Linked DNA regions of Homo sapiens: regions 2 and 3 are each linked to region 1. Evidence: chromatin contacts called from ENCODE Hi-C or POLR2A ChIA-PET data. All regions are on one chromosome and are shown on one strand. Each heading gives the region's core, a stretch centred on a gene start or an enhancer-like site at or near the end of the contact. The rest is flanking DNA. Distances are from core to core; before and after follow the strand shown.

Evidence for each region. Hi-C counts contacts between places; a loop is a spot of excess contacts on that map. ChIA-PET counts read pairs that join two places held with the same protein, here RNA polymerase II (POLR2A). Pooled maps may share reads with other maps.
Region 2: a loop to region 1 is called in a map of naive thymus-derived CD4-positive, alpha-beta T cell, with 24 times the contacts of the local background. The contact joins the promoter of XPC here to the promoter of THUMPD3-AS1 in region 1. A Hi-C loop is called at or near these places in 2 of 168 maps with a recorded cell type or tissue (CD4-positive, alpha-beta memory T cell and naive thymus-derived CD4-positive, alpha-beta T cell), 1 of 37 single-sample maps with no recorded cell type and 9 of 50 pooled maps. POLR2A ChIA-PET finds 5 or more read pairs at or near these places in 1 of 52 experiments (BJ).
Region 3: a pooled map shows a loop between it and region 1 (6-fold over the local background). The contact joins the promoter of XPC-AS1 here to the promoter of THUMPD3-AS1 in region 1. A Hi-C loop is called at or near these places in 2 of 168 maps with a recorded cell type or tissue (endothelial cell of umbilical vein and naive thymus-derived CD4-positive, alpha-beta T cell) and 5 of 50 pooled maps. POLR2A ChIA-PET finds 5 or more read pairs at or near these places in 1 of 52 experiments (CD4-positive, alpha-beta memory T cell).

What each region holds. Positions count from the first base shown.
Region 1 is chr3:9,395,373-9,397,953 of GRCh38, forward strand. THUMPD3-AS1 (THUMPD3 antisense RNA 1) reads right to left here and starts at 1,251. Exons shown (of 4, transcript NR_132781.1): 1 at 1,188-1,251. It overlaps SETD5 (SET domain containing 5), which reads left to right and starts at 2,243. Exons shown (of 23, transcript NM_001080517.3): 1 at 2,243-2,581. RefSeq lists a silencer at 1,141-2,450.
Region 2 is chr3:14,177,300-14,179,880 of GRCh38, forward strand. XPC (XPC complex subunit, DNA damage recognition and repair factor) reads right to left here and starts at 1,302. Exons shown (of 16, transcript NM_004628.5): 1 at 1,167-1,302. The coding sequence starts at 1,269. LSM3 (LSM3 homolog, U6 small nuclear RNA and mRNA degradation associated) reads left to right here and starts at 1,518. Exons shown (of 4, transcript NM_014463.3): 1 at 1,518-1,582. The coding sequence starts at 1,562. RefSeq lists a silencer at 942-1,061 and enhancers at 1,112-1,461, 1,562-1,611.
Region 3 is chr3:14,148,257-14,150,837 of GRCh38, forward strand. XPC-AS1 (XPC antisense RNA 1) reads left to right here and starts at 1,306. Exons shown (of 2, transcript XR_001740603.2): 1 at 1,306-1,346; 2 at 1,586-2,581. XPC (XPC complex subunit, DNA damage recognition and repair factor) reads right to left here. Exons shown (of 16, transcript NM_004628.5): 12 at 558-692; 13 at 306-475. RefSeq lists an enhancer at 297-981.

The DNA of each region.
Region 1 (2,581 bases), core at 1-2,500:
GGATCAAAAGATAACACTAAAGACAGAGACAGCAATTTGGAAGCTATCACACAGGCATCTGAGATCAGTTACTAACTGGTAAGAACAGAAATGAGAGGTATTTAGAGGAAGAAAAAGGGAGATGTTGCCTAACCTCAGATCCAATTCTCTGTAAAGCAGTAGTCAAGATCACCTGGACTGTGAAGACGGTCAGGGACAGAATCCCAGCTAAGGAAAAAGGATAAAATGAAAATCAAGATAAACATTTAAGAACGTGAACTAGGGAGGAATAAAAGCACTGCTGGGTAAGAGTCAAGCCCCAGCTCAAGCCTTAATTTGTGGTGGAACCAATCTGTCTGGTTTCGCGAGACACCAGGCTACCCAAGATCAAGAGAGGGAGAAAGCTAGTGCTATGTCTGAATACTAGAGGAGCAAGTACAACAAATGGAAAATGGGATCAAGTATGAGTGAGAGTTGCTAAGATGCCTGGTAGGGATGCAAAGGGGTAGAGAGCCTGGGGAGAGAGGGTGAGGGAGGGAAGCACTGGTTTCTCAAGCAAAAGCTAAAATTTTTCTATTAAGATTTAACCTGATGCTACACTTTGGTGGTGCAGCAAGGGTCTCAAATGGTATAAAACTCAGGTGATCATGCTTTATGTCTGTCTCTAGAAAAATGCTCCAAAAATGATAAGTAGTGATAATCCGCAGTCTCGTTGCATAAAATCAGCCCCAGGTGAATGACTAAGCTCCATTTCCCTACCCCACCCTTATTACAATAACCTCGACACCAACTCTAGTCCGTGGGAAGATAAACTAATCGGAGTCGCCCCTCAAATCTTACAGCTGCTCACTCCCCTGCAGGGCAACGCCCAGGGACCAAGTTAGCCCCTTAAGCCTAGGCAAAAGAATCCCGCCCATAATCGAGAAGCGACTCGACATGGAGGCGATGACGAGATCACGCGAGGAGGAAAGGAGGGAGGGCTTCTTCCAGGCCCAGGGCGGTCCTTACAAGACGGGAGGCAGCAGAGAACTCCCATAAAGGTATTGCGGCACTCCCCTCCCCCTGCCCAGAAGGGTGCGGCCTTCTCTCCACCTCCTCCACCGCAGCTCCCTCAGGATTGCAGCTCGCGCCGGTTTTTGGAGAACAAGCGCCTCCCACCCACAAACCAGCCGGACCGACCCCCGCTCCTCCCCCACCCCCACGAGTGCCTGTAGCAGGTCGGGCTTGTCTCGCCCTTCAGGCGGTGGGAACCCGGGGCGGAGCCGCGGCCGCCGCCATCCAGAAGTCTCGGCCGGCAGCCCGCCCCCGCCTCCAGCGCGCGCTTCCTGCCACGTTGCGCAGGGGCGCGGGGCCAGACACTGCGGCGCTCGGCCTCGGGGAGGACCGTACCAACGCCCGCCTCCCCGCCACCCCCGCGCCCCGCGCAGTGGTTTCGCTCATGTGAGACTCGAGCCAGTAGCAAGGGCCCGGTCCCACAGCTTCGACAGCCAATCAGGTGTCGAAGACAAGCAGGCGGCGGGTAAACCGACTCCCCCGAAGGAAGGGGAGGGTGGGAGGACGCCCGCGCCAGAGCCGATTTCACTGACCCTCCCCTCCCGCCGCAGGAGGCCGGCCGCGCCCGCACACCCAGCATCTCTACACCCCACCTACCTACCCGCCCCACCCAGGGGGCAACGCGAGAGTCGCTAAGCGGCTGCGTACTCCCGACGGCGTAACTGACAGGAGCTTTACTCCAACCAGAATACGCCATTTGTGTTTTCACACACGGCGGGAGGAGAAACGGCCAATCGGCGACAAGAGGCTAGCCGGAAGCGCTCCTCCCTCTGCGAGAGCAATGGCTCCGTCCGGTTTCGAGCATTTTCCGCTCCCTTCTCCCTCCCCCTCCGGTTGCCGCAGGGCGGGCCTCCCTCCCGCCTGCATCCAGCCACCCCTTTCCCTCCCAACGTAACAAACATTATGTTCCCGACTTCCCACGGGAAAGGCAACCCCCGCAAGCCACCAGACGGCCCCCCTAGCCACCCATCCCCCCAGTGTACCGCACCTCCCCTCCCACCAGAGTTCCGCTCCCCTACCTAGCCGAGGCTCTCTGAGGAGCCGGAGCGCCGAAGCACAGCCTCTTCTCTAGGCGGCCCCGGCGGCTTCCGCTGATTGGCGGCGAGTGGGCCAATGGGTGCGGGGCGGTGGGCGGAGAGGCCAATGGCGCGGCGGGAGGGGGCGTGTCCCGGGTGCCCCTGGCGCCGGCGCTGGGAATCCCCGTGCGGTCAGTGGCGTTTCCGCTCGGGCAGCGGGCTGAGTGAGCTGCCGCCGCCGCCGCCGCCGCCGCCGCCGCCGCCGCTGCCGGGGGAGGGGCGGCCGCCGCCCGCCTGCGCTCAGAGACTCACGCAGCCCCAGTCCCGCCAGTCCGCCAACACAGTAGTGCCGGCCCCCCTCTTTCCCTGGCCCTGCCCCCCCTCCCCGCCTTTGGCTCGCTCCGCCTTTCTGCCCCCCACCCCCACCTCACGGGTACGGGCCATTCCCGGCCAGGAAACGCCGTGGCGCCGCGTTGGGCCTAACTCGAGTCCTGCCGCCTCCCGGGAGTGCCGTGCGCCGCAGCCCGGGCCCA
Region 2 (2,581 bases), core at 52-2,551, 4.8 Mb after region 1:
GCATAGGTTACATGGAAACACTAGGCCATTTGATATAAGGTACTTGAGCATCACAGGTTTTAGTATCCGCGGGGTATCTGGGAAGGACCACCTTAGTTTGCTCAAGGAATGTCTAACTTGAGTTTTGAAGAAATAGAAAAAATCAGCCCTGGTAAAAGCCATGGGGGGTTCACTCTAGGCAGAAGGAACATCAAAGGAAAAGACTCAAGGAATAACTTGGCATATTTGAGGAAGAGAAAGGAGGCCAATAAGGAGGGTATCTGGCAAGGAAACAAGTGGTAAGAGAAACAGGAGAGGTAGCAAGAGCCAAAACATGTAGTATCTTGTAGGCCAGGATAAAACAACTGGATTTTAAGCTAAGAGCAATGGAAAACCAAGGGGAGTTTAAAGCAGGAGCAGGGCATGATTTTTTTTTTTTTTAAGATTATTTGGGTTGCTGGATGCAGAGCTGGGAGGCCAGTAAAGAGGAAACTGCAGTCACTCAACTGAAAGGTGATGATGACTTGGACAGGGGCTGTGGTCATGGAAATGAAGAGAAGTGGACAAATTTGAAATACACTCTTGAGGCTGAACTGACTGGACTTGCTGACGGACTGGATGTGTGGACATAAGAAAAAGGTGGGCTTTGCTTTATAACAAGTATTGAGACTGGAAAAACGGAGGAAAGCATAGATTTAAAGAGGAAAACCATGAGTTCTGCATTGCCCATGACAAATGTAAGAAGCCTATCAAATATCCATGAGGGGAAGTCAGGTGGGATCCCACTGTGGAACTCTGGGTGAGACTCAGCTGAAGTTATCATTCGGGAGTCAGCACACTGCATCACTCTACGTCCTGGTCCGTCCGTCTGTCTTCCTGGGACACAAATAACTGCCTTCTCCGAGTTCAACCCTGAACATCTGTATCCTCTGGACAACGGGGAGCGGGAAAAAAGCTACGCAGGAGCTTGGATCGGGCGAAGCTCGCGGGAAACCGCTCTGGGTGCGCAGGACAAAGACGCGGGGACAGCGGGGAGGGCCGGCCGCAGCCTGCCGGGCTGCCCCCACGGCGCGGAACGCGCGCAGCAACCTCCACCAGGCCTCCGCGTCTGGACTCCCGCCCTGCCTCTGGGCCTCCTCCGCCCACCGGCGGCGTCTCCCGCGAAGCCCGCTGGGCCTCGCTCTCACCCTCCTCCTCCTCCTCACGCCGGGCCTTGCTCTTGGCCTTGGATTTCTGGCTGCGCAGTTCGCGTCCCCGCGGCTCCCCGCCGGCCGCGCGTTTCCGAGCCATGTTGCTTGTCTGGGCAAATTCCACTTCGCGAGTGACGCACCCGGCCGCGATGCGCTAGAACGCCGGCCCCGCCCCGAGGCGGTGCGCTTGGCCACGCCCCTTCGTTGGAGGCCTAGTCACGCCCCTAAAGGAAGCTCCACCCCATACCCGTGGCCACTAAAAAACTGCGGGAAGCAGGAAAGAGCACAACAGGTTTCTCTCTATTTCCGGTGTATTGTATCCTCACGTTTCCGGAGATTGACGTTGCTCTTGTGTTCTCGCGAGAGGCGGGAAAGGGCGCAGGGTTTGAAACATGGCGGACGACGTAGACCAGGTAAGTGTATTTTAAGGAGGTCGCTCGAAGGAGCTTCTTGTACTAGGCTGCTTTTTCCAGACTCAGGAAAAATGGCCAGTCGTGCCTCCTCTCTCCAAGTCACCATGGCCTAATCCACCCTGTCCTTTCCGTAACCCCCCCTCCGAATTTTGCCGTAGGCCCTGAGACCTTTTCCTGTTAGAAGCCCACCTGATGACTATTCTCACACTCTTCGCTTCATTTTTTTAAATCTGTAGATTATTATCCTTAGCTACCTCATGGAGCTGTCAGGATTCCAATAGAAAGCCAGGTAATAAAGTTAGGAGTTGTTATCATTAGTGAGCGCAACAATTATTTATTCATTCAGCAGATAGAGTGAACATCAGCTTTGTATGGTTAGGCACTGTTCTAAGGGCCAGGGACACTGACATCGACATATAAGAGATCCTTGCCATTACTTGGAGCTTATATTTGCGAGGAGAACAGATAAAAGTAAATATAAATATGTAAGACTTCCAGGAACTGTGATGTGCTGTGAAGGAAACAAGGAACTGGTATGCAGAATAACAGATGGTCCTAGAAGCTTTTTCACCTGGTCTTTTTCTTCCTCAAATATCTTTGGAGATCATGCCACAACTTAAACTTTCTACTGAAATCTGACCTCCTCAGAGAGGACTTCTGCCCAAATAGCACTCCCGCTACTCTGGTTACCCTGCCTCATTTTTCTTCATAGAGAGTTATTTTTTCATATTAAATGTATGCATCTTTGTTTAATGTGAATCTCTCCCCACTAGAATGTAAATGCCATAAGAGCAGGGATTTTGTTTTGTTCATTCTTTTGTCTTTGGGGTTTAGAACAGTGCTGGAAACACTCAAAAAATATTTGAGTGAATGAGTTAGATGATCAGAGGAAGCCTCTTTGAGAAGCCAATATTTAAAGCTACAGGATGAAAAGAGCAGACAGTGGGCATCCCAGACAGAGGCTTAGGTAGCAGTAGGGCTTTTTCATGTGCATATTCT
Region 3 (2,581 bases), core at 56-2,555, 4.8 Mb after region 1:
GCTCACTAACCAGGCAGCTGCCGGGGAAAGATGCTGACTGTTTTTTGCTCACTAGCCTGTGAGTCCCTAAACCTGGGAAGAACGTTTTAATCCAGCATTACGATGCCAGTTTCATTGGCTCCGTTCCCTCTGGAGGGAAGCCAGAATTGGTAAAGCACTGACTTTGCAAATCCAGTGTAACATCCTGAAAATTGGAGCCACCAGGCCTCAACTCCCAGCAGCCCCATGCCAGCTTTCCATCCCCATCTCTGGAGCCACCCCTCCCCATCCCTGTGTTTAGCCTCCATCGAAGGCCCCTCACGCACACGGGATGGGAGTAGCCGCCATGGAAATCAAAGCCAGTGATGGCCTGGACACAGTCGATGTCCAGCTTGCGGGCCACGCGGTGTAGATTGGGCAGGTTCAGCTGGACACAGCCAATAGGCATCATGCTGGGCAGGAAGAGGTACACATTCCCAAACTCGTTCCGGGGCACCTGTGTCGGGTGAGCAAGTCAGCATTTGGCCAGCAGGGGAACAAGGCGGCCTGGTCCTGAGCCCTTCTGATGCTGCCCTTACCTTCCCGTCCACGGCCACTGGGGGCTGATACTCCTCTGTCTGCCAGTAGCCAAACAGGCCCAGGTCATTTTCTTCCCGCAGCTGGGGCTCAGCAAGTCGGGCTTTCCGAGCACGGTTAGAAAAGCCTTTCACCATCTGCACCAGAGGACACGGCCACCGTTTACAACAAAGGCATCCAGTTCCTCAGCACCGGGCCAGGCACCATGCTCAGTGCCGCATGCCTGGTACCTGGTGAACCCTCAGAACACACCTACCAGCTGGGGTGCTTTTTCTCCCTTTTTTTTTTTTGAGACAGAGTCTCGCTCTGTCGCCCAGGCTGGAGTACAGTGGTGCAATCTTGGCTCGCTGCAACCTCTGCCTCCTGGGTTTAAGCAATTCTCCTGCCTCAGCCTCCTGAGTAGCTGGGATTACAGGTGCCTGCCACCACGCCCGGCTAATTTTTGTATTTTTAGTAGAGACGGGGGTTTCACCATGTTGGCCAGGCTGGTCTCGAACTCCTGACCTCAGGTGATGCACTCGCCTCAACCTCCCAAAGGGCTGGGATTACAGGCGTGAGCCACCGTGCCCGGCTGCTCCCCTTTTCTTACTACAAGCACTAGCTAACATTTATGGAACATTCTCTGTCCCAGACACTATTCTCGGTGTTTTTTGTTTTTTTATCCCCCTGAGACGGAGTCTCACTCTGTTGCCCAGGCTGGAGTGCCCTGGTGTGATCTCAGCTCACTACAACCTCCACCTCCCGGATTCAAGTGATTCTCGTGCCTGTCTCCTGAGTAGCTGGGACTACAGGTACCCGCCACCATGCCCAGCTAATTTTTATATTTTTGGTAGAGATGGGGTGTCACCATATTGGCCTGGCTGGTCTCAAACTTCTGACCTCAAATGATCCACCTGCCTTGGCCTCCGAAAGTGCTGGAATTACAGGCATGAGCCACTGCGCCCAGCCTATCTTCAGTGCTTTATATGTTATTATTTAATTTTTTCAACAAACCCACAAGGTAGGTCTTATTATTGTTTCCATTTTACAGATGAACACCACAGACGGGGTAAATGATTTGCCTAAAGTCACACAGCTCGTAAGGGCCAGAGCCCACACTTTCATCCACTAGCCTATATTCTGTGCTGTCATCACTGATAGCAGTGACTGAGACTGAGAGACAAAGTCACTTAAGAGCTGATGGCTGGTAAGTGACAAGAACCAGGATTTACAATTCAGGTAACTGTCCATCAGTAGAGCCTGTGTCTCAACATATAACCTATGTCTGCTCACACGCCCTAGAAAGCACTGACAGTTCAGGACTCCCAGTGTGCTCCCCAACAGCGTGCAGTGGCCAAGGCCAAGATCTTCCCTGGGGAGTGAAGTGGTGAGAGGGGCGCAGGACAGGCAAGGACAGAGTCACGTAACTCTTAGAGGAGTCAGGCATGGGCGTGCGGCTGAGGGCTGGCCCCTGGGCCTCAGCATACAGACTTCCTCTAGTGCAGGGGCCCACAAGCTTGTTCTGTAAAGGGTCATGCGTGGCCTCCATCACATATTCTTTATTCTTCTCATTCTTATAACCCTTTAAAAATGTGAAAAGCCATTCCCCAGGTTGGGGGTGGCCTGCGAGCTCTCATGTCCATTCCTGCCATGATCTCTGGGCGCACCCTCTCTGTCACCACTTCAGGGACAGAGGGACTCTGAGTTCTGACAACCGTCCCTTTCTGAGAAGCCATTCACCCAGCACACTGTTCAGTAAACTTCCACTGGGATCTCCTGGAGACCAGGCCATGACCCAGTCATGAAGGAGGGATGGAGCGAGGACAGTCTTTGCTCTTAGGAGCTCAGGCTCCTGCAGGGGAAGAGACAGAGCTACGACTCAGCGTGATGAGTACAGGGTGGAACAGGAGCTCAGAGGCAAGCCATTGCCCAGCCCTGAGGACAGTGGAGGCAAGAAAGGCTGCTCAAAACAGGTCCCGCCTGAGCAGAGGCTTAAAGGGGCAAGGGGTTGCCCAAGAGAACAGGGCTGGACCCCACAGGGCACAGA